Regions from separate parts of the Homo sapiens genome. Here region 1 is linked to region 2. The links are chromatin loops, found by intact Hi-C in ENCODE. Cell type or tissue: tibial artery. All regions are shown on one strand. Each heading gives the region's core, and the rest is flanking DNA. Links, peaks and the distances in the headings are about the cores only. Region 1 has its middle 19 kb from the start of HCG9. Region 2 has its middle 22 kb from the start of HLA-F-AS1.

Evidence for each region. Peaks named below come from ENCODE experiments on the same cell type or tissue, not always from the same donor. Only the 100,000 strongest peaks of a DNase experiment are listed, where the experiment ranks them.
Region 1: a loop joins it to region 2, with 4 times the contacts of the local background. A loop is called at or near these places in 8 of 110 quality-filtered maps.

What each region holds. Positions count from the first base shown.
Region 1 is chr6:29,985,737-30,001,673 of GRCh38, reverse strand. It overlaps the pseudogene DDX39BP2, the pseudogene MCCD1P2, the pseudogene LOC353007 and the pseudogene POLR1HASP. Among named protein-coding and RNA genes, the nearest start is that of HCG9, 19 kb to the right of the region's middle. In tibial artery, for the core only: no CTCF peak of the experiment used is centred there; a DNase peak (open chromatin) is centred at 7,303.
Region 2 is chr6:29,766,041-29,775,888 of GRCh38, reverse strand. It overlaps the pseudogene LOC353010. Among named protein-coding and RNA genes, the nearest start is that of HLA-F-AS1, 22 kb to the right of the region's middle. In tibial artery, for the core only: no CTCF peak of the experiment used is centred there; no DNase peak of the experiment used is centred there.

The DNA of each region.
Region 1 (15,937 bases), core at 5,844-8,343, 230 kb before region 2:
GCTGTGGATGACATGATCTTACTCCAGAATCCCAGGCCCTCCACTGTGACTCTCCCACTGGTGCTTGGTTCAGCTCCATCCTGTGTCTTTCCCCACCACTGGCACCACCAGCCCCAGGGGTCTGAGGGATGGTGGCTGCTTGTACCATGGCCTGGATCTGCTGCAGGGTCCTTTCCTGTGTAGGCCCCACTTGAAGCTGGCATCCTCCTATGTCACCTAGACTGTGGGCCAAAGCAAAATGTCTAGATGTGGAATGTGGTGTTGTTATAATTCAAAGAGGCTCACCAAGCAGTGTGCTTCCTTGCTTCTGGTGAGGATGCAAGATGCAACAGTTTTTCTTTTACCTTGGAGGGGACACACCTGCATTCCCCTAAACACTTGGCACTTGTTCACCCATAAAACTTCACTTCAGTGCCCACCTTTGAAGCTGTATAAGGTTTATCTTCACCTTGTGGGGTGCGTGTGTTTTGCAAAGGACTACAGTGCACTTTCTTCCTGCTGCTCATCTACTCCAGTCAACATGAAGTTGTCAATGAAATGTGCTGATTTAATATCCTAAAGGATATGCAGTATGTCCAGTACAGTCTTAAGCCTATACTATAGAGGGCACAGGTGTTACAATAGCCCTGAGGCAAACAATAAATAAATGTGTCGTTGATTCCACATGAATGTGAATCACTCCATATCCTCTTCCTTCCTTCCTTCCTTCCTTCCTTTCTTTTTTGACAAAGTCTTGCTCTTGTCCCCTAGGCTGGAGTGCAATGGCGTGATCTCGGCTCACTGCAACCTCTGCCTTCTGTGTTCAAGTGATTCTCCTGCCTTGGCCCCCCGAGTAGCTGGGATTACAGGCACCTGACATGATGCCTGGCTAATTTTTGTATTTTTAATAGAGACGGGGTTTTGCCATGTTGGCCAGGATGGTCTAGAACTCCTGACCTCAGGTAATCCACCGGCCTCGGCCTCCCAAAGCTGGGATTACAGGCATGAGCTACTGCGCCCAGCCCATATCCACTTTCTAATTGGAGTGGAAAGGAATGCACTCACCAAATCCACAGCGGCACACTGTGTGCCCGGGGCTTTATTAACCTGCTCTACCAGTGATAACCAGACAACATAAAAGCTGCAATTATAACTCCTACTTGGCCAGACCTGGAGTAATCTCATTCATTCTTTAGGCCTTACCAGTTTCCCTCAGGGACAGGTTGCTGGATTACATAGAGACAATAGACAGCCCCAACACCACCCCACATCCTTCAGCTCTCTAATGTTGGTGCGACCCCATAATACTTTCAGTGTCTTCCACAAGACCCACCCTGGGACACACTATGGTTTTTGATTTGGCCAGGATGAGGGCAGTGTCAGAGGTTTCCGTTTGGCTTTCAGCACAATGAGAGTCCTTACTCCACAGACTAGGGACCCAGTGTGGGGGTGACTCCACTTAGCAGTGCAGCAGTGTCAATCATGCACTCAGGGAATTGAAAGATATCCAGCGTTGGGTCTGTTGGCCCAGTGGTCCCATTGTGGGCCATAATTTGTCCAGGTTTACTCCCTGGCCTCCATAAGCCCCACTGTGATGGGAGACATGAGTGCTGTGGGCATCTGGGCATCAATGTCAGCTCACACCCAGTGTCAATAATCCCTCCAGTTCTGCGTGTTTCCTTTCCCCAGTGTACAACCACCCAAGTAAATGTCTATAGGTTCCTTTGCCAAATGATTGAGGGAATTGTGCCAGCATATACTTCCACAGGGTTGCAGGGTCTTCCTCCTAGGGATATGGACTCCTCCTCTGTCACTGAGATCTGAATCTGAATCTTGGCTGAGGTCTAGGCATTGAGGATGGGATCATGACTTTGTATTGGGTCAAACACCTTCACCCTCCTGCTCCTCAATTCTTTCATTCCTATCATAGATATCAAGCAGCGCCCTTGTTGGCTGCCTGTCCTAACCCTGGGACACCACCCTCTATTAACCTTCCCCACATTCCCTGCAACTTGAGTCCTCCTGGCTGCTACTCTGAAGTTGCCATAGTAACCATGCCCTCTGCTTTTTCAGGTCACTGCCACCACTTCTTCTCTGTCTCTTCAGGGCCACACTCTCCCCAGGGATATGGATAAATGCAACTCTGGGACCATCTTTATTACCATCACCTGCAGCCTGCAGAGGACAACACCCCTATACTTAGTGATGCAGGTCCCTTTCACCATCATGTTCCTGAGGCTCTGGTGGAAGGTTGTGTCCTCTGGGCCCTCTTGTGGAGCATGGCCCTGGTGGGCCTTCACCATGCCCACTTCCCTCAGCCTCGTTATTCCTTCCTTTACATGTTCCAGGGCAACTAAGACATGTCTACCTTGTTGAGAGTTGGGCATCTTTTTTTCCAATCTATATGGATTCACCCCAGCGGTGGGTTTAGCTCCACTTATCAAAGTCCTGGGGTGTTTGACAAACCCATGCCTTGAGAAAGTGCCTCCAAGCCAAAGGATTTTTATTCATCCAGCCTGAAATTCTGGTTTCTTGATCAAACGCCCTCAAATTCCAATCCCAGAAGTGCTCCTTGGGCTCCTGTGGGGAAATGGCGGCTAATTCCTGCAAAGCTGCTGAGTAGGATTCCCGCAGAATCACGGGGGTGAGGCTTTTGCAGCATCTTCCAGCGTAGGAAGTGGGAACCATTATTAGATAATGGTGAGCCTCCTCTGCATTCCCAGAGGGTCCTGGAGGGCACCCATCGGATATCCTGGTTCCAGTTTCCAGAATCTCAGGTTTCCCCACCAGGACCCTGACTTTCCTGTAACAGGCCTGCTTTGGCTGAGTGTCAGACATGTCTGGAGCACTGTGGCCCTCGTAATGATGTCTTCAGCTGCCATTCCACGCTATCTGCCCTTTCGCTACAGGAGATAAAGGCCTCTCCATGAGACACTGCAGAGGCTGTCACCTGTAGCCAGTGACAGCTGTTAACAACCCGCAGATTCTCATGATCCTTTTATAGGGTATCAACGCAGCCAAGCAGTAACCACCCAACTCCTCTGTCTTTGTAGGTTTCCCCCAACCTCATCATTATTGTGTAGGGCATTCTATCACCTCACCTGCCATAGCTTCCCCTAACCAGGGCATCTTCTCAGCTCAGCACTGAGGAGACCACAGCACCTCAGCTGCACCTTATGCCATGGACTTTCTGTGTCCCCCACCAACCCGGGTGGCATCCTCTTGGCCTGCCAGGCAGTGGGCAAGATTATTTCAAATTCCCATTTTTGCCTGTTTTCATGGGTCACCCTTCATACCGCTTGGGTTAGTTAGGGTCCCCTGAGGAGCAGAGCCCAATACGGTAGTAAATGTGCAAGGATTTATTCAGGGAAATACTTGTGAGAGAAATTCAGGAGAGAGACAGAAAACACTGGGAGAGCCATCAGACCACACTGCAACTCTGAGCCCCAGTGAAGGAGAGAGGGCAGGAAGTTCAGCTGGAAGCATCCTAGACCCTGTGCAGGCTAAGGGAAATTTAGTAAAGGAGGCAGGGAGCCCTGGGGCTGCAGTCAGCCTTCAGAGGAGAAATATTCCTGCCTTAGTTTCTGCCCTGCTTTCCTCAATCATTGGCTGGAAAAGATCAGGGGGCAGGTGTGGGATCAGAGCAAATGTGGCAATAGATTTCAAGCTTCAAGAGCTGGGGTCATCATCGATTCTGCTTCCTGTAGCTGAGGGGCTGGGATGTGCATTCTCATGACTGCCACAATGATCCAGTGGGGAGAGAGGGAAAAAGTTGATGATAAAGATAAAAAAAGATACTAGTTGATGAACTGACAACTTTAAGTAGATGAGAAGGGATGATGTTTGGGGCACCAGAAGAGGGACTGGCTCTGACTGGGAGCAGAATTGTTAACCCCCAGCAATCCCTCCCGTGGTAAAATGCCTGACATGTGGTGCAGCTGCAAATGCATGAGCAGACAGTGGTGGAATCGGGGAAGTTGTCTTCTAATGTGTTCAGTTTTCTCAGTGAGGTAGGAGGCAAGGTTGTCAGCTGAGGTAAGAATGGGGAAGAAGGGTTGGATGTGTGAGCACAGAGAGAAGGTGTCTAGGAGTCACCCAGGCCAAGAGGAGGCTGAGGGTGAACCACGTAGGGAGAGGGTGATTGCTGGCCACGTCAATGGTAGGGGCTCCCCATGAGGTTTGGAATCTTAAAGAGACCAGTCAGCATGTTGTGTGCTGCTGTCCAGCCTCCTGCAGCTCATGGGGCAGGTGCAGCATAGACAGAGGTGGAACCCACCAGCTGTGTAGTTTTGCCAGGTGAGTATGACAATGCAAGGGAGAGGCAAGGGAGGGATTGAAATTATTTACTGTAGAATTCAAAATGGGAGAAGAGGGAGGAGAGGACACCAAGGGTGAGTGACAGGGAGTAGATGGCAGGATCACTCAATTGGGAATCCCAGTGGGCTGGAAGGATTGTTGGAATTGATGTACCACAGGGTGGACTCCAAGCCTGGAATGCAGGCACATAGGAAATGAGTGGTTCATTGATATTACATCACAGCATATGATAAAATGATAGTGTCTGTGTCATCAGAGCCTGTGGCCACCTTGCAAGGGGATGAGTGGAAAGATGGCCAGAGAGTGGGAAGTGTGAGATTGAGAGTATGGAAGGGCTGGGGTTCTTGGCCGTGATGAGGCCTAGGGGATGACAAGGGCATGAGATTCAGGCAGAGAGAGGAGAAGGTCATGGAGGAGAGGAGTTACAGGATCTGAGAGTCCAGGGAGCAAGGGCATCTTCTCTGCTGTATAGGTGTCTGTTGCTGCCATAAAAATTACCACAAACCAAGTGGCTTTAAACAGCACCTAATTATCATGTCACAGTCATGTGGGTTGCAAGTCCACACAGTCTCATGGGGCTAAGATCAATGTACGGGAAGGCCTGCATTCCTTCCTGGAGACTGGGGAAGAATCCACTTCCAAGCTCATTCAAGTTCTTGTCTGAATTCACTTCCTTGCAGATAGAACAGAGATTTCCACTTCCTTGTTAAGAGCCACCCTTAGCTCCTAGAGTTTTCTCTCAGGTACTCACACATGGCGCCTAAGGCACATCCAGTCCTCCTGCTTGGAACATCTGACCTCCTCTCTCCAGCTTCTCCTCTGTTTCCTCTTCTGCAGAATCTGACTCCAGCCAGGGCAGTTTCTCTGCTTTTAATGGCTCATGTGATTTGATTGGGCCCACGCAGATAGTCCAGGATACTCTCCCTATTTTAAGGTCCTTAATCTTCATTACATGATTAATGTCCCTTTTGCCATGCAATGCAACCTATTCACATGTTCCAACGATTAAGCCTGGACATCTTTGGGGACCATTACTCAGCCCACCACATCTGCGTATGTTGAAGTCACCAAGAGTCAAGGAGACGCACTGCTGGAGAGGGTGACAGTGAACCAGGAGCTACAAGGGTCAGGATTAAGAGGAATGGCTTGGGGCACAAAGGGAATGGCTACAACATGGGGAATGGGGCCCTAATCTGCTGACAGCTTAGGGGTTTAGGGAGGAGGGAGGGAGAAAGGTGTGAGAACCACAGTGAGGAGCAAGGACCCCACCTCACCTCTGAACCCAGGGGTACAAGTCCCTGGGAAAACTCCCCCATGTGGGAGGACTTTGGAGGGGGTCGTGTCCTCAGGGAGACCAGGTTGCTGCTGTAGCTGTGAGGTGCAGGAACATCCTGAGAGAGGGTGTGGAGGTTTTGCTAATCTTTTTGCTGGGGGAGGGTCTTGCCTCAGTGTTGACTATTGGCTGATCAGGAGGGTGGTTGCTAAAGGCTGCTGTGGCAACTTCTTTAGATATGACAATAAAGTTTGTGGCATGGATTGTAAATCGGGAATCAGTACTTAAGTAAGGTCAATATGAGTTTTCAAGTCAGGTGGACCTGAATATGAACCCTCCAGGCCCTTCCACCAGCTAGCTATAGAGCCCTGGGCACATCTGGCCCACAGTTGGCCCTGACAGACACTTGCCCAGTGAGTGAGTGCTGAATGAGCCCATACGAGTCAGTTTCCTCATCTGCAAACTAGTGATGTAATTCCTGCCTTGCCAATTCAGAAGAATAAGTGAGAAGAAACCCAGTGCCAAGAAAAACAGACACAAGACCTGTGGAAGGCTGGGCACCAGTACTCTAAAGCAAGCTCTGCCTAAACTGGCAGGATCATTTTTCACATCAGAAACAGGAATTGGTCTGGATTCTGTCTGGGACCAGGCTGAGAGGGAGGTGGAGGCAGCAGAGCAGGGCAGGGGTGGGGCCTATGCAGCACCAGGTGCTGAAGCAAAGCCAAGGCCTGGAGGGAGCGAACTCTTGGTGTCTTCTAGGCAACTCAGACTGCTCCCTGCCTCAGCTACCATGGTCCTTTCTCTTCCAGGATCTCTTGGTGCTGTTGTCTTCACCTCCTCCTGCCCTCCTGGTCCCTAGCTCTCCAGGACTCACAAAGATGCTGCTCTGAAAACCCCAAGGCAAGCGTGGAAGAGTAGAACAGCTCCAGGGACAGTGGGAAGATGAGGTCACCCCAGCATGTTGACGGACACCAAGGGTGGGGGTGGAGGACGTGAAGGGGATCAGCACAGGAGTCAGGGGAAATCCTCTAAATCCCACCCTGCACCACCCTCACCCCTGCAGCTCCTTGCCTAGTTCCAGCTCTGAGCTCTCAGCTCCTTCCCAACCACACCCCAGCTCAGACCTCAGGGCTCTCTCTCCCCACCCCCTCCAGAGCAGCACAGTCCACAGAGCCCTTGAACAGAAATTCCCCCTCATCTAACAGTTAATTATTTCTTAGCGGAGAGGGACAGCCGGTCCTCTCTTTCCAGTGACCCCATATCCTTGTTCAAGGTATCCAGTTATACTCCCTGAGCCAGGGATCTCTATTTGCCCCCCAGAGGCCTATGCCCAAGACAAGGGGCTCCCTGGGCTTCTCAGTACAGGAGGCCTTAAGCTAATGGGCTAGAAAAAGGGAAAGGGAGGTAGAATTCCTCATTTACAGCCAGACCCTGCAATACAGGTTCCAAGGGCCTCAGCCCCCTGCCCTGGCTGATGCTCCCTCCACCACTCCCCCTCACCAGGGCCATGAGCCCCCAACACAGCTGAGCTGGCCCAAGCTGAGGAGTTGCTGGAGCTGGACCAGGCCCTGCTGGAAGGGCAGGAGGGGGTCAGGGGCCCAGGCCCTGGTGCTCAAGGTCTAGAATTTGAAGGAATAGATGAGGAGGCACCAAGAAAGCCTGGGTGGAGACACTCAAGCTTCCCACCAGTGCCCACAGCACCCTCCATCCCTGGAAATACTGCGCACCATCCACCAGGAGCCCCAGGATCAGAAACATCCCAGCCTCTCTCAGGCCAGATAAAGCAGAAGAGACCCCAACAAAGGGCCGGAAATAGGCAGGTAGTTGGGGAGCCAGGGCTCTGCAGTCCGTCCCCCTTTGACCTCACAGCAGGGCATCCAGGCCTTACAGGAATTTACCCTGGACCATGCCCTAAAATAATCTTACCCCAAATACAATAAAGGGAGAGAGCACCCACACATAATGCAGATGCACTTGTGTTTCATGTTTAGTTACATTAAAAATTCTGACGATCAGGAATGATGGTTCGGGAGTGGTGCTGATGCAGAAGAGGAAAGCCAGGGGGTGGTGGAGGCTGTCAGGTGTGGGGGCAGCAGGGTCTCCTTCACCCACACCCTGCTGTCCTCTCCTGAAGGGCAGATGGTCACATTCCAGAATGAGCGAGTCTCCTACTGCATCTGTTCAACTGAGAAGGAGACATGGCACAGTGAGAATAAGGCATGAAAGGACAAAGCAAGGCAGGAACACACAGCACACATGCAGATGCTGGTGTACTGCCTGGGTTCAGAGGATGGACTTGGGTGTGGTGGAAGAGATGTAATATGAGAAAAGGCACAGACCCCACATAGAGGGCAGCAAAACGTCCCAACACAGCATCAACGGCCAGGGGGCATGAAGCAGTCAATTGTTCATTATGCGTTAAGTGCCCATGACCTACATGATGGGATTGAAGACACAGTAAGGAATAGGGAGGAACTAAGGGTTTCATGAAATCAGCACTCACTGTGGAGGAGACGTCTGTCTCAGCAGGTAGCTCCTAACACTGAACTTAAAGTGATGCTGCCCATCACTGAGGATCCTGGCACAATTCTCATCCGACACAAGCCCTGTTCCAAACCAGCCTGCTCTAGTCACCTGGAAGGAGACAGAGGTTAGGACTAGAAGACCCCAAAGAGGGAAGACAGCCAGAGGGAGGAATGAAGAAGTGAAGTGTGAAAAGATACAGAAAATAAGTGGGTGGGAGAGTGGGTGTCCCTCTGTGTATGGAGCTTACCTGATTCACGTAGGTCTCAGAATCTTCAGGCATGTCACAGGTAAAGGCAGTGTTCACCTGCTCCATGTCCATGCCTGGGCAAAATAGGGTTGGTAGCCAAAGAATTGGCCTTTAAAAATCTTTTGGGGTCATTCTCAGACAAGTACAGAAGAGCAAAAACTGTTAGTCACCTGAGGTGCATTCTCCTTCTCAGGTTCAGAAATGAACTACATGTAAAAGGAACCAAAGGCTGTAATTCTCATGGCACCCAGAAAACTGGACTAGGGACCTGGAGAGTCATGTGCCTGTCATTGCTCCACCACTCACGAGCTGTGTGACTTCAGGAGAAGCTCTCTACTCATAGGGCCTCTGATTCATCTGTGAATCATGGACAAATGCCTCCATTCTAGCAACCTTACTGAAATGCAGGGAGGACCAAGTGATCAATGCGGAGGAAAAAAGCAAAGTGATGACATTTACTCCTAGACAAGACTCTTTAGGAAAATGCACTTTAAAAGGAGGAGAAAACATAGTACCTGCCATCCCCTGCCAAAAAGCCTCTTTGGTTTAGTAATTATGATTGTTCATCATCTTTCTATAAAATTAGGGCAAAACTAGCTCACTCAATGTCTCAAATAAATTAAACACAGTTTGTGATTCTATGTCCACAACTTTTGCACTGTGTGAAACTGAAAAGAAATGGGAACACATCCATGTTTGTGTGGTGGCCAGGAGACCCACAAAGGCTTGGAAATGACCCTGTATCATCTATTTTCCATTGACTCACTCTATGTTTTGGAATCCCAGGTAATTCATATTCTTAAAAAGTCTCATGTTCATACATAGGACAGAGTAGAAAAGGTAATATTTCTGTTTTAATTTGCTAGGGCTACCATAACAAAGTACCACATGCTGGGTGAGTAAAATAATAAATATGTATTGTCTCACAGTTCTGGAGGCTACAGGTGCAGGTCAAGGTGCTGCAGGGTTGCTTTTTCCTGAGGCCTCTCTCCTTGGCTTGTAGATGGCCACTTCTGTCTTCTCAACATAGGACTCCAACATATGAATTTCGGTTGGGGAGGGACACAATTCGTCTCATAACAGCGTGGATCATCCTTGGTAGTGGATATTCTAAAAAATAAAAGAGAGTATATCCCTTTGGCTTGGTGCTTTCTCTTGGTTTTCTCAATTTTTGGTCTTGCAATAAGAACAAAAAAGAACAAGAACCAACGTTTAGTTTTTCCCAGAAGGTGAACCCTCCCTACATCTGGGTAACCCCAGACCCCAAGAAGAGGTGCTATGCAGTTCTCCAGAGTCTTACTTTCTCCAGGAATTCTGTTTCTGCCTTTCTAACTGGGGAGAAGATTCTCTCAGGAGAGCCACTTCTTCTGATGCTGTATGGGCTTCATTCTGCTTGAACTTACAAAGTGGATCTTAATAAAAAGGAAATATTTGCCAATTTTTATCATGGTCATATTTTTGTACTTTTTAAAATGTCCCATATTGTGTTGAGTTTATTTTAAAAATATTTTTTAAAGGTAATACATAACATTTTATATGTTTATGGGGCACATGTGATCATTTGATACATACACAGAATGTGGAATAATCAAGTCAGGGTGTTTAGGGAATCCATCACCTCAAGCATGTATCATTTCCTTGTGTTGGGAACATTTAAAATCCACTCTTCTAGCTGTTTTAAATATACATAATTGTTAGCTTTAGTTGGCCTGCTGTGCTATAGAACATTAGAACTTTTTTTTTTATATAACTGTACATTTGTACCCATTAATCTACCTCTCTACATCTTCCCACCCCTACATTCTTCCCAACCTCTGGTAATTTTCATTCTACTCTCAACCTCCATGAGATTAACGTCTTTAGCTCACACATGTGAGTGACAACATGTGATATTTGTGTTTCCTTGCCTGGCTCATTTCACCTAACATGACCTCTGGTTCCATCCATGTTGCTGCAACTGACAGGATTTCACTCTTTTTTTATGGCTGAATTGCATTCCATTGTGTATATACTACAGTTACTTTATTCATTCACCCATTGATAAATTCACCATTGATTTCACATCTTTGCTATTGTGAATAGTGCTTCAATAAACATGGGTGTGCAGGTACTCTTTTGATATATTGACTTCATTTCCTTTGGATAAATACTCAGAAGTAGAATTGTTGCATCAGATAGTAGTTCTATTAATAGTTTCAGTTTTTTTGAGAGATCACTCTACTGTTTCCCATAATGGCTGCACTAATTTACATGACCACCAACAGTGTATAACATTCCCCTTTCTCCACATGCTCACCAACATCTATTATTTTTTATTTTTTAATAATAGCCATCTTAACTAGGGTTAGGGTAAGATATATCTCATTGTAGTTTGATTTTCATTTTCCTGGTATTTAGTGATGTTGGGTGTTTTTCACACACCTGCTGGCCACTTGTATGCCTCCTCTTGGGGAATGTCTATTCAGATCCTTTGTCCACTTTTTAATTGGATTATTTGTATTTTTTACTGCCAAGTTTTTGAGTTCCTTGTATATTCTAGATATTAGTCTAGAATATACTAATTGGATGAATATACTGGTTGGTTGAATACTTAGTAAATATTTTCACGATTCAACAGGTTATTGCTTCATTCTGTTGGATGTTTCCTTTGCTGTGCAGAAGCTTTTTAGCTTAATATAGTCTCATTTGTCTATTTTTACTTTTTTTGCCTGTGCTTTAGAGGTCTTAGCCATAAAATCTTTGCCTAGACTAATGTTTCCCATAAGTTTTCTTCTAGTAGTTTTACAGTATTGGGTCTTACGTTTAAGTCTACAATCCCTTTTGAGTTGATTTTTTGTATATGGTGAGAGACAGGGGTCTAGTTACATTCTTCTGCATCTGGTAGCATTTTCCCAGCACCATTTATTTAAGAGACTGTTCTTTCCCCAGTGTATATTCTTGGTTCCTTTGTCAGAGGAACTCCTTTGAGAGTTCTCATTAAGAAGCAATGTTTAGTTTCACCAAATGCTTTTTCTGCATCTATTGAGATGATAATATGGTTTATGTCCTTCATTCTGTTGATGCGGTATATGACATATTTTGATTCACATATGTCAAACAATCCTTGCATCCTGGGTATAAAACTCACGTGATTATGGTGTATTGTTTTGATCTGTTGTTGGATTTTGTTGCTAATATTTTCAATTACTATTTTTTATTACTAACGTTTAAATTTTTATTGTAAGCATTTTAAACTTGTAAAATTTACATATACTGAAATGATCAGATCTGTATCAAATTCATCAATGAATTTTGACAAATACAGCCATAGCACCCATGCCACTATGAAGATACACGAAGTTCTCTATTTTTCTGCCTTCAAATTAGCCCCCTTTCCCCAGCAGCCATTGATCTGATGACTATCATGATAGAGTAGCTCTTCCTGTTTCAAAACTTCATACGTATCCATTCATCCCATATGGCCTCCCTTGTGCCTAGCTTTTTGCACTTGGTGTAATATCTATGTGGTCTGCCCAGCTTGTTGCATGTATCAGTAATTCATTCATTTTTAATGCTGGTAGTATTGCATTGTATCACTGAGTCACAATTTTTTTGTACATTTTGGGGGTATTCACGGTTTTTTATTGTTACAAATGAACTATGGACATTATTGTACAGGGATTCTTGGACATAATCTTTATTTCACTTGAGTAAATACCTAGGAGTGGAAATGCTAGCCATAGAGTACTAGCTTGTTTAACTTTATTAGATGATATAAAAGTGATTTTCAGAGTGGCTGTTTTATATTCTTATAGGCAGTGGATGAGACTGTTTCACATCCTTGACAACATTTATATTTATTAATCACTTAAATTTCAGCCATTCTAATAAGTGCTTAGTGGTTTCTCGCTGTGGTTTTACTTTGCATTTTTCCCTGATGACTATTGGCCATTCATGTGTCTTTTTTGTAATGTTTCAGAAGATTTCTCTAAAGATTGTGGAAGGAGCTAAATAAACATGATTTCTCTTTCTCTAAGTGCTAGACCTAAAGTGGAATGTTTAGAATCCATCCACGCTTCCCAGTCTGGCCTACTCAATCCCATATTTGCCCCCTAAAGTCCCCACTCCTTCATCCCTCTTTTATATTTTATCCTCTTCATTCTGGCTCAAGCTCACACTCCTCCAGGAAGTCTGTTACTGTGAAGGTCACTGACATGCTCAGTATTGTCATCTCTCCATCTGTCTGTACCTCTGTGCAGCTTTCCTCACACTCAATAACTCTTTTCTTATTTTGCTCAGTTCCTGTGGATTCACTTCACAAACATTAATTCAAAGTAGTTCCAGCTGGAAGAAAGAATAGAAAATTATAAAAAATCTTTGTGAAGGCACCACCCAGGTTTGTCAATTGGCGACATTTTAATATTATTGGCTATATGTAGTATACATAGAAAAATAATAGAAATATATGTAGATAGCCTTGATTTTTCACAGCTCTGATATGCACATGTTTCAGTCAGTACTGTACTGAGCAAATCAAGAATTGCAAGAGGATGTGTGACTTGAATTTAGTGTATGCCTTTATATTTTTACTAAGTTTTAGGAAATCTCTTTGTTTGAAGTCTTTTAGACTTGTTTTTTTAGAACAGGTCTCCTCACTCTGTCACCCAGGCTTGAGTGCAGTGGCACAAACACAGCTCACTGTACCTCAACCTCCCAGGCTCAAGCGATACACCTACCTCAGCCACCCAAGTAGCTGGGGGTATAGCTATGCTCCACCATGCCGGGCTAATTTTTGTATTTCTTGGAGAGAGGGTTTTTGCCATGTTTCCCAGGCTGGTCTTGAACTCCTGAACTCAAGCGATCCACCCACCATGACCTCCCAAAGTGCTAGGATTACAAGTGTACACCACCTTGCCTGGCTTTGCTTTTAGACTTCTTATAAATTGTTTCTGGCTAATTTTATCATTCATTTGCTTGCTTTTTCAGTTAACATGTTCTATGACATGAATCTATGTTCATACAAATAGTTCATTTGCTTTCATTGGTGGATAGTATTCCATGGGAGGAATATACTACAATTCTTCTCTTTCCCTCTTCATTGACCTTTAGATTTTCTCTATTGTAGACCTCACTGCAATGAACATCCTGGGACATTGCCTCCTGCTCTCAGAGATATGTGAGTTTCCCTAGAATATGCATATAGGAGTGGGGTCACTACAGCTTTTCCATATGATGTTACATGATGCAAAATTGTTCTCTGAAAGAAATAATCCAAATGCCTATCAAGAGGGGGCTGATTAAAAAGCACCGCACTCAAAAGAAGCAATCTCTATTTTTTTTTTAAATATTGCATATATATACAATGGTGTATCATGAAAATTTCAAACAAAGATGTAGCTAAGCTCTTGGTATTTCTTCATGTGATGGTCTTTGTGATACAATGTGAAGGGAAAAGGCAAGGTGCAGGAAAGCATATGTAGTTTGCTAAAATTTGTGTGAAATGGGAGAAAGATTATATACATATACATTTAGATTGACTTGCATATGCATAAAATGCCTTTGAAAGAATAAGCAAGAAACTGATATAAATAGCTGCCTGTCAAGATGGGGTAGCATAAGAGAGAGACTTTTAACTTTTTGAGTTTTGAGCCAAGTCAAAACATAAAATAAAAGATAATTCCAAGGCAGACAAAACAAACAAAATCAAATCCTTCAAAATAAAAAACTTAAAAAAAGAGCCTAACAGAATTAATTCTCTTACCTTCCTTAATTAAAAAAAAAAACTGTCTAAAAATTATATCACTTCTCAAACAAGGATGTTTCCTGTCACTTTAATTCAGTATGTTGTTTTCTTTTTCATTGCACTATCTTTCTTTATGTGTGTGTCTGTCTTTCATTCATTAAAAGTCAAAATGAGAGCATGGTTACTTCACAAATGCAACCGGTTTGGTGAAGGAAATTTTGACCAAATCCTGATGTAAATGGTGAAGCCCAATCTACAAGGAATTCTACGGGGTCCAATGTACCAATTGTGGCTTCAGCAGGCTCAGAACTTCCTCTACTGTCCATGTGAGCTCAAGTATGTGATATTTAGAAAAGAGAACACTTGGTAATTCTCCTGGAAAACACACGATTGAATCCATTTGCTGAATTTGGAAGGTTCTCATTATGAGCCCATTCTAAGTATGTGTCATATGAGGTCACCCTGTATTTGGATCAGAAGGTATAGTCAGAGCTCACATCCCAGGCCCAAACAGCCCAGGACAGCAGAGCAAGACTCGTAGGTCAGTTTCATAAGGGGTGGGAAGGATTGGGGGTGTGGGGGCCACTTGTGAAGTAGTGGGAACCCCAGATGCTGTGTGAAGCTCAGCCTCTGGATTGCCCTGTAACCCCACATTTGATTCCTTCCTGGGTGTCTGCCATTCCCGGGATCCCAAGGAAATCAAATGCTGCAGACTTGGGTGGGGTGCTCTCCAAGATGGCCCATGCATGGTCTAGTTTATCCTATACCTTTGCCTGTCAGCCCTCTTCTGATATTAGAAATCAATATGGATTGCCTTAGGGTGGTGATTCTCAAAGTGTGTTCCTGGGACAAGTAGCATTGGCATCACCTGAGGACTTGTTAGAAATGCAATTTTCAGGCCCTGCCTCAGACCTACTGAATCAGAAACTGCATTTTAACGGGCCCCCAGCAGAATTCTGCATTTCAAATCAGGCCTCTCTCTCTCTGTCTCAAGACTCAATATTGAGCAGCTGTGACTTCTGGATAGTCATATATGGGACACACTTCCTTGCCAGGAAGCACCTGGCTCCTCAGTCAGCTTAGTCTGAGTCCTGGCCTGGCCTAGGAGAGAAAAATTCATGTCCTGGGTTCTGAGCAATGCTCTCCTGTCCTGGATGCCTGTCAGACTCCTATTTATACCTCAAAACGCAGCTCAAATGTTGTGTCTTATGAAGCTTCTGTGACTCCTTGGTCAGAGCAGATGGTCTACATGTGCATCCGCAAAGCAAGTTGCATATTCTGCCAACCATTTGTGTAAGAATTTCCTTACTGGCAACAGAGTGAGACTCTGTCTAAAAAAATAAATGAATAAATAAATAAATAAATAAAGAGTTTCCTTACTGATCTCTGCCTGAGCAAGACGGCTTAACCTTGAAGGCAAGGGGGGTTTGGTTCCTCTTACCTCAGCCCCAGCTCCTTTAACACAATGCCTAGCACATGGTAGGTGTTTGATAAATGTTTACCAAATGAAGGGATTTCCTGCAATGACCTAGGAGACAAGAAGGTGGAATAAAAGCTCACAAGCCAAAAGTGGGTGGGAAAAGGTCTTCCAAATCCCAGTGCTGTGTGAGCACAGGGCCCACTGATGTTCACTTTTAGAAGCTTCCCATCTATCTTGTTCTCTTCTCACCAGAAACATCTATGCTTCCCCACCAAGGTCCACCTAATCGCACTTTACCTTTCAGGACCACCTTTCAAATTAGCTGGGTACAAACTCCACAGCAACTTCCTGCCTTAGCTCCAAATACTCAGCTGCAGGCCTGGTGTGGGGCTTCATGCTAATCCTAGCACTTTGGGAGGCCGGGGCAGCAGATCACTTGAGCCCAGGCCTTAG
Region 2 (9,848 bases), core at 6,911-9,410:
TTTATTTCTGAGTTCTCTACTCTCTTCCATTAGTCTATTACCATGCTGTTTTGGTTACTGTAGCCTGTAGTATAGTTTGAAATCAGGTAGTCTGAGGCCGCCTGCTTTGTTCTTTTTGTGTAGGATTGTCCGGGCTATATGAGCTCTTTTTTGGTTCCATATGAATTTTAAAATAGTTTCTTCTAATTCTGTGATAAGCTTCTCTTTTTAAATTAATGATTAAAAGTTTGAGACATCACAGAGCCTTGGGTGTTGTGGCGAAAACTGTTTGAGACAGAGAAAGAGGATACAATAGTATGTCTGAGTTTTTCTTGCAAATACCTTTAATAACAATATTCTCTTCAATGAGTCAACAGTTGAGAACCCAGAGTAACTAGAGCAAATATTCCAAAGACTTCTGTGCCGTAAAAATAATGACTTGAAAATAAGTCTTTGTTTCAACTAAGGTGTCTCACATTTAGTTGAAGTATGCCCCAAGTGCCAATTTTCTTATTGAAATATCATCTTCAAAAAACATTTGCCTACACTTAAAAAAAAGGGCTGTTGTGTCTATTGAGTAGCCATTCTTTTGTTTCCTTACTTCTCTCATAAACTTGATTTCACTTTAAAAAATTTGCCTAATTGGTTTTAATTTACAAAAATGTGAATCTCATACCTCAGTTAACACATCTAGCTTAGCAAGATGTCAATAGCTTTGGTTGGATGCAGTAGCCCAAAATGGTTAGCTCCAACTGAGGCATAAGATTTTTCAAAAACTGGCTATTTGGTGAGCATTCTATAATAAACTTAACATCTTTTGTTCTGGTATTGAATCAGATACGATAGAAGTGATTTGGACACCACTATGATTCTAAATGGCACTGCAATTTTGTGCTTTCAAGTTTTTTTGAGCAATCCTGTTGTGTTTTCCATTCATATTTGCTATTCCATCACTGGTTGTTCCTTTATACTCTTTTATTGTTTCATCTATTTTGATCAATGATGTGCATTTCCAATTCTGTAAAAGTTTAATTCAGTTGTATGTGTGGAATATGTAACAAATCAAATCCTTTGCAAAATGGAATTACCTTGCACATCAGATTGAATCTTGTATACCTGAAAATCTAGAGAGATGCCTGTGAGCCAAGGATCATATGGCCCTTTAGCCAAGGGTATTGTCATGGCATCCTGTAAGGAGCCTCTCTGTCATGTGGCTCCTTACAATTCTCTGTGGCTTTCTTCCAATGTAAGTAGTTCTTGTTAAGGATCCTTGCAATGAACTTTGATATTTTTTTCTTTCATTTTTTAAGAAACAGGTATATTTTAGTTTGAAAAATACTGTTTAAGGAGTTATAATCTAGTAGTTACCTGGGTTCCCAGCACTGGCATAAGACACAGAACCCGCAAAGCCACCCTGGGCTGCTGCCCAATCACATCCCCCAGAATGAGACCCCATCCTGAGTCTTGTTTTTATTATTACTTTGTATTTCTTTAAATATTTGTACAATAAGTATATATAATCTCAAACCAAATATTAGTTTCACTGGTTTTTAAGCTTCCTGTACAGAAATTCCTACTACATTTCTTTTCTCATGATGCACATTATGTATAGGAGTTATCTGTTGTGTGGGAGGCTGTCATTCACTCATTTTTACTGCTGAAGGTTTACATTTTATGGTTATACCACAATTTCACTACTTTGCTATTGATGTATAGGAGGCTGATTCCAGTTTTTGCCATAAACATTAGTGTGCATGTCTCCTGGGCACATAGGCGAGAAAGCCGCCAGAGTGTATGATTAGGAGTGGGATGGTTGGATGATATGTTGTATGGCCTTTAACCATACTAAATAATGATAATATGATTTCCAAAGTAATTGTGCCAACTTAAGCTTTTACAATAAATGTGTAATATGTGATGTTGATGTGTTCTGAAAACACTGAGTTGAAGGAATTAAGAGTTAATAGCAACTGCCTTGGCTGCAGAATTATAGCAGATTTTTTTTTTGACGGAGTCTTGCTCTGTCGCCCAGGCTGGAGTGCAGTGGCACAATCTCGGTTCACTGCAAGCTCCACCTCCTGGGTTCACGCCATTCTCCCGCCTCAGCCTCTTGAGTAGCTGGGGCTACAGGTGCCCGCCACCACACCGGCTAATTTTTTTTTTGTATTTTTAGTAAAGACAGGGTTTCACCGTGTTAGCCAGGATGGTCTCTATCCCCTGACCTCGTGATCCGCCCGTCTAGGCCTCCCAAAGTGCTGGGATTACAGGCATGAGTCACCATGCCCAGCCTATAGCAGGCATTCTTATTCAGACTCTGTTAATAACTTCCTGTTGTTAACTTGTATCCTATATACCATGGCTTTATACTTTTAACATATAGATTCAGAAAATGTTTCCTTATAGTACAAACACATAGGGTTATTTTATATGTCAGAATATGTCATAATAAAAAAGAAAAAAATGGAGGAAAGGAGAGAAAGAAGGAGAGAGGAGTGAAGGAAGCAAAGAAGGAAGGGGAAGAGAAGGAGGGAGGGAGGGCAAATGGAAATAGAAAAGAAAGAGAGGGAGGGAGAGATAGAAGTGAGAAGAAAGGGAAGGAATAAAGGAGAAAAGAAACGAAAATAAAGAAAAAAACAGGCGTAGAGAAACTAGGAACCCAATATATGGCTAATATTATCAAAATGGGAGGAAATAAAACGGATGTATTTAACCTCTATAGAATAACAGAAATGTAAGAGGGCTTCATTAGTTATCCATTGCTGTATAACAAACTACCCCCAAATTTAGTGACTTAAAGCAACAAACATCGACTATCTCAAAAGCATAATACAAATACTAGCAAAATGGAGCCAATGCAGGTAGAAGTTGAACAAACAAAAGGATTTTACAAATTGGAGTAAGTAAGAGGTCACTGGTGTGCAGATGAAAATGATTTTGCATTCCAAGTGCCATCATGGGATTAAAGTTACAGGATTTTATTAGGGGACACACCTGTCAGAGATATAGCAACGGAGGCAGGTTACCCTGGGAAAGGCAACAGACCAAGATGCAAATGTGACCCCCAGTGATGGACAGAAGGACAGAAGGTTTACTGGATGTGTCCTAGACCACAGGCAATCTCAGGAGAGTTGAGCAAAGCCATGGAGGAGTCTTTGAGCCACTGCTGTCCGTCAGAGGAGTCCCTGGTCTCCCAGGAATGTCCTGCCTCAGTGTCACTGGTGTGACCCATCACTGGCTGGGAACAGCCCATGGGAAGCAGGGTCTCTGCACCAATGACACTGAGGATGTCAGAGCACAGGAGTGGGGCCTTGGGTGATTACCCAGGAGTGTGGCTCAAACCTCCTGTCCTGAGAGGTCTGGGCCCTTGGAAATCAAATCCTCTCAGGCTGGATTGCTGGATGATTCTGCTCACATTTACAAAGGGACAAGGCAAACCAGAAGGCCCCCAAGTAGATCTCTGGTTCTCACACACACACTTCTGCCCTCATTGTGTGAAAGTAGCCATGCCTCCTCCTGGAGATCAGGATCTATTACCTGCACCTGGAGAGGAAGAGACTCCTTTTCTCACCAGCTGGTCTCTGGGCACATACTGTCCAAACTTCTCTGGTGACAACCATAATGTGTAGTTCAATGGGCTGTCATGTGTCTCTTTTTAAGGACCTCCTGCCCTGAACAGCCCAAAGTTGGGAGATAAAACGTGCAAAATACCCCAGTGGGTGAATCTAAGAGACTGGACATGGAGACAAACCTGCTTCCAACTTTCGGTTTCTAGACCCACATATTCTTCCTATTGAGAACACAGCACCGTAGAGATGTCTCTGATTCAAACAATGCACCATGTCCTGAAAAACGGCCCCCACCCCTCAGAGTGCTTCCTCCAGGATGACACTGAGTTTTGCCTGTAGAAGACATTTCCAGCATTCCTTGTGGCTGGCAGCCCCTGGGTGGTGCAGATGGTGATCAGATCAGTGAAACCCATAGCCACGGAAACACTGGAACTTTCCCTGCCAAGTGGGTCCTTCAGGCAGATACTGGGTTGGGAGCACCACCTAGCCTGTGGATCAGGAATGTCAACAGCACCCAGAGAGTGGTGCTGGCTGAGTGTCCGAGAGCAGGACAGGAAAACTCACCCATGGAATATGAGCCTACCCCTGTGAAGATGAACCTCAGGCCCTTCTAGGATGGAAGTAGCTAAATGTAGTCAACTTGTTACATAGTGGCTAGTTAGTCACCTAAAGAAATAGTGCCCCACTAGGGCACATGGTGGGCCTCAAATGCTGATGAGTTGGACATTCAGAGGTGGCAGCAGCTGGATCTGTCTTGATAATGGGGAGTCAGTACTTCTGGCCCCATATGTAGCCTCATGCCTGCCACTGTGCTTGCTCCATTCATGTGCCCATCCTACCAGGCCTGCATTGACCCATAGTGAAGGCTGGCTAACTTCCATTTGTCTGTTTGGTTGTTCAGTGCTGCTTCAGACTTGGGTGTTTTCTGGGGGTGTCAACATGGGATTCAAGCACAACCCAGGTGGACCATTTTCACCTCATGATGAATGCTGTTGGGCCTGTCCAATCTATGACTTTCTGGGTCACACAGAAGCCAATTCACACAGGTACTTGGAATCACATCGTTGCTTGGTGTCCTGTGGTTAAGCATTCTATCGAATCAGGACCAGGAACACTAAAAGTTGCTTCTAATGGGGAGCCATGTCTCTGCTGTGGATGACATGATCTTACTCCAGATCCCAGGCCCTCCACCATGACTCTCCCACTGCTGCTTGGTTCAGCTCCATCCTGCATCTTTCCCCACCCCTGCCCCTTCCAGTACCAAGAGGTCTGAGGGATGGTGGCTGCACCGCAGCCTGTATCTGCTGCAGGGTGCTTTCCTGTGTAGGCCTCACTTGAAGCTGGCCTCCTCCTATGTCACCTAGAGTGTGGGCCAAAGCAACATTTCTACATGTGGAATGTGCTGTCGTCAGAACTCCAAGAGGCTCACCGGAGAGTGTGCTTTCTTTTTTTGCAGTAAGGATGCAAAATGCAACACTTTGTAATTTACCTAGGAGGGGACACCCCTGGCATTCCCCTAAACACTGGACTCATAAAACTTCACTACAGTGACCTTTCCTGAAGCTCTGTAAGGTTTATCTTCACCTTCTGAAGTGCAAATGTTTTGCCAACGATGCCAGTGCACTTTCTACCTGCTGCTCATTCGCCCCAGTCAACATGAAGTTGTAAATGAAATGAGCTGATTTAATATCCTTTAGGATATCCAGTATGTCTAGTATAGTCATAAGACTATACTATAGAGGACAGGGGAGTTACAAAAGTCCTGAGGCAAACTATAATTCAATGTGTTGTGGATCCCACATGAATGTGAATCACTCCATATCCCCTTTGTAATTGGAATGGAAAGAAATGCACTCACCAAATCCACAGCTGCACACTGTGTGCCCAAGGCTTTGTTAATCTGCTCTACCAGTGATATCCAGACAGCACAAAAGCTGCACTTATAACTCCTACTTGGCCATATCTGGAGTAATCTCATTCATTCTTTAGGCCTCACTAGGCTTCCTCAGGGACAGATTGCTGGATTACACGGAGACAATAGGCAGCCTCAACACCACCCCGCCTCCTTCAGCTTTGTAATGGTGGTGTGACCCCCACAATACTTGCAGTGTCCTTCACAAGACCCACGCTGGGACACACTATGATTTTTGATTTGGCCAGGATGGGGGCAGTTTCAGAGGTTTCCCTTTGGCCTTTGGCATCAAGAGATCCCTTATACCACAGACTGGGGACCCAGTGTGGGGGTGACTCCACTTACCAGAGCATCAGTGTCAATTATGCACTCAGGGAATTGGAAGATAATCAGGGTTGGGTCTATGCATCCAGTGGTCCCATTGCGGGCCATAATGTGTCCAGGTTTACTCCCTGGCCTCCGTAAGCCCCACTGTGATGGAGAAGATGATTGTGCTGTGGGCATCTGGGCATCAATATCAGCTTACATGCAATGAAAATGATCCCCCCTAGTTCTGCCTATTTCCCTTCCCCAATGTACAGTCTCCTGAGTAAATGGCTATAGGTTCCCTTGCTGAAAGACTGAGGGAATTGTCCCAGCCATATATCTCCATGGTGTCCCAGGGTCCTTTCTCTAGGGATATGGACTCCTCCTCTGTCACTGAGATCTGAGTCTGAATCTTGATTGAGGTCTAGGCATTGAGAAGGGGATCATGGCTTTGTATTTGGTCGAACACCCTCAGTCTCCTGCTCCTCAATTCTTGCTTTCTTATCATATATATCAAGCAGTGCCCTTGTTGGCTGCCTCTTGTAACCCTGGTGTCCTCTCTACTAACTTTCCCCACACTCCCTGCAGCTTGAGTCCCCTTGGCTGCTCCTCTGAGGTTGCCATGGTAACCATGCCCTCCGGCTTTTGCAGGTCACTGCCACCACTTGTTCTCAGTCTCTTCAGGCCCACATTCTCCCCAGAGATATGAATAAGCACAACTCTGGGACCTTTACTATCATCCCCCCCAGCCTGCAGAGGATAACACCCCGACACTTCTTAGTGATGCAGGTCCCTCTCCACAGCATGTTCCTGAGGCTCTGGTGGAAGGTGTGCCCTCTGGGTCCTCTTGTGGAGCATGGTCCTGGTGGGCCTTCATCACGCCCACTTCCCTCAGCCTTGTTATTGCATCCTCTACATGTTCCAGGATAACTAGGTCATATCTACCTTGTTGAGAGTTGGGCATCATTTTTTCCAGTCTATATGGACTCACCCCAGTAGTGGGTTTACCCCATGTCCTGGGTTCTTTGATAAACCCATGTCCTGAGAAAGTGCCTCCAAGCCAAAGGATTTTTATTCATCCAGACTGAAATTCTAGTTTATTGATCAAATGCCCTCAAATTCCAATCCCAGAAGTGCACCCCAGGCCCCTATGGGGACATGCTGGCTAGTTCCTGCAAAGCTCCTGAGTGGGATTCCTGCTGCATCGTAGGAGTGAGGCTTCTGTAGCATCTTTCAGCATAGGAAGTGGGAACGATTACTAGAGAAGGGTGAGCCTCCTCTGCATGCCCAGGGGTTCCTGGAGGAGGGCACCCATCAGATAACTCTGTTCTAGTTTGCAGAATCTGAGGTTCCCCCACCAGGGCCCTGACTTTCCTATAAAAGGCCTGTGTTGGCTGAGTATCAAACGTCTCTGGAGCACTGTGCCCACCATAATGATGTTCAGCTACCATTCCATGCTATCTGCTCTTTTGATCCAGGAGATAAAGGCCTCTCCATGAGACACTGCAGAGACTCTCACACATAGCCAGTGACAGCTGTTAACAACCTGCAGATTCTCATTATCCTTTTATAGAGCATCAACACAGCTGGGAAGTAACCAGCCAACTCCACTGTCTTTGTGGGTTTACCCCCAACTCCATCATTATTGTGCAGGGCATTCTATCACCACATCTGCCATAGCTTCCCCTAACCAGAGCATCTTCTCAGGTTAGCACTGGTGAGACCCACGGCAGCTCAGATGCAACTTCTCTATGGACTTTCTTTGTCCCCCGCTAACCTAGATGGCATCCTCTTGGCCTGACAGGCAGTGGGAAAGCTTATTTCAAATTTCCAGTTTTGGTCATTTTCATGGATCACCCTTGATACCACTTGTGATAGCTGCGGTCCTGAACTTAGACCCCAATACAGTATTAAATGTGTAAGGATTTATTAGGGGAAATAGTTGTGAGAGAAAATCAGGATAGAGACAGAAATGCTGGAAAAGCCATCAGATCACAATGCAACTCTGAGTCCCAGTGAAGGAGAGAGGGCAGGAAGGTCAGCTGGAAGCATCCTAGACCCTGTGTAGGCTAAGGGAAGCTCAGTAGGGATGGCAGGGAGTCCTGGAGCCTCAGCCAGCCTTCAGAGTAGGAATATTCTTGCCTTAGTTTTCCTGCTTTGGTCAATCATTGGTTGGAAAAAGCTGGGGCAGGTGTGGTCTCAGATCAAATGTGACAATAGATTTCAGGCTGCGACAGCTGGGACATCATCAATTATTCTTCCTCTACCTGAGGGCCTGGGATGTGCATCCTCATGAGTGCCACAATGATCCACTGGAATAAAAGGAAAAGGGATGACAATAGAGGGAAAAAAAAGGTATTAATTGATGAACTAACACTTTAAGTAGATGAGAAGGGATGATGTTCAGGGCACCAGCAGAGGAACTGGCTCTGGCTGGGAGCAGGATGGTTAACACACAGCAATCCCCCATGTAGTAAAATGCCTGACATGTGGTGCAGCTGCAAATGCATGAGCAGACGGTGGTGGAATCTGTGAAGTTGTCTTCTAAATGTGTTCAGTTTTCTCAGTGAAGTAGGAAGCAAGATCATCAGCGGAAGTAAGAATGGGGAAGGAAGATTGGATGTGTGAGGACAGAGAGAAGGTATGTAAGAGTCACCCAGGCCAGGAGGAGGCTGAGAGTGAGCCATGCAGGGAGAGGGTGATTGCTGGCTATGGTGGGGGCTCCCCATGAGGTTTGGGTCGTGAATGTAGAGAGAACAGTCAGCATGCTGTGTGCTGCTCTCCAGCCTCCTGCAGCTTATGGGGGCAGGTGCAGTGTAGGCTGAGGTGGAATCCACTAGCTGTGTAGTTTTGCCAGGCAAGTGTGACAACGAAAGGGAGAGGCAAGGGAGGGATGGAAATTATTTACTACAGAATCCAAAATGGATGAGGAGGGAGGAGAGGACAACAAACACTAAGGGAGAAGGAATAGATAGCAGCATCACTGGATTGGGAATTTCAAGGGGGTGGAAAAATTATTGGAATAGATGTACTACAGAATGGACTCCATGCCTGGAAAGCAGGCACACATGCAATGAGTGGTTCACTGATGTTACATTATAGCATATGATCAAATTATAGCATCAGTGTCTTCAGAGCCTGTGGCTACCCTGCAAGGGGATGAGTGGAAAGATGGTCAGAGAGTGGGAAGTGTGAGATTGAGAGTGTGGAAGGGCTGGGGTTCTTTGCCATGATGAGGCCTAGGGGAGGACAAGGTCCTGAGATTCCGGCAGAGAGAGGAGATGGTAATGAAGAAAAGGAGTTCCAGGATCTGAGAGGCCAGGGAGTGAGGGCATCTTCTCTGCTGTATAGGTGTCTATTGCTGCCATAAAAATTACCACAAACCAAGCAGCTTTAAACAGCACCTAATTATCATGTCACAGTTGTGTGGGTTGCAAGTCCACCCAGTCTCACGGGGCTAAGATCAAGGTATGGGCAGGTCTGTGCTCCTTCCTGGAGAATCTGGGGAAGAGTCCACATCCAAGCTTATTCAGGTTCTTGTCTGAATTCACTTCCTGCAGATAGAACTGAGCTTCCCACTTCCTTTTTGGGAGCACCCTTAGATCCTAGAGACTTCTCTCTGGTGCCTAAAGCACATCCAATCCTCCTGCTTGGAACCACTGATCTCCCCTTTGCTGTGTCTCCTCTGCCTTCCTTCTCTGCAGCATGTGACTCCATCTAGAGCAGATTCTCTCCTTTTAATGGCTCATGTGATTTGATCGGGCCCACACAGAGAGTCCAGGATGATCTCCCTACTTTAAGGTCCTTTATCTTCATTACATGAGTAATGTCCCTTTTGCCATGCAATGCAACCTGTTCACCGACTCCAAGGACTAAGACTGGATCTCTTTGGGGACTAGTACTCAGCCCAGCACATCTGCATATGTTGAAGTCAGAAAGAATCAAGGAGACAGCACTGCTGGAGAGGGTGACAGTGATCTAGGAGCTACAAGAGTTAGGATTGACAGGAATGGCTTGGGGCCCACAGGGAATGGCTACAATGAGGGGAGCGGCGCCTTAGTCTGATGACAGCTTAGGGGTTTTAG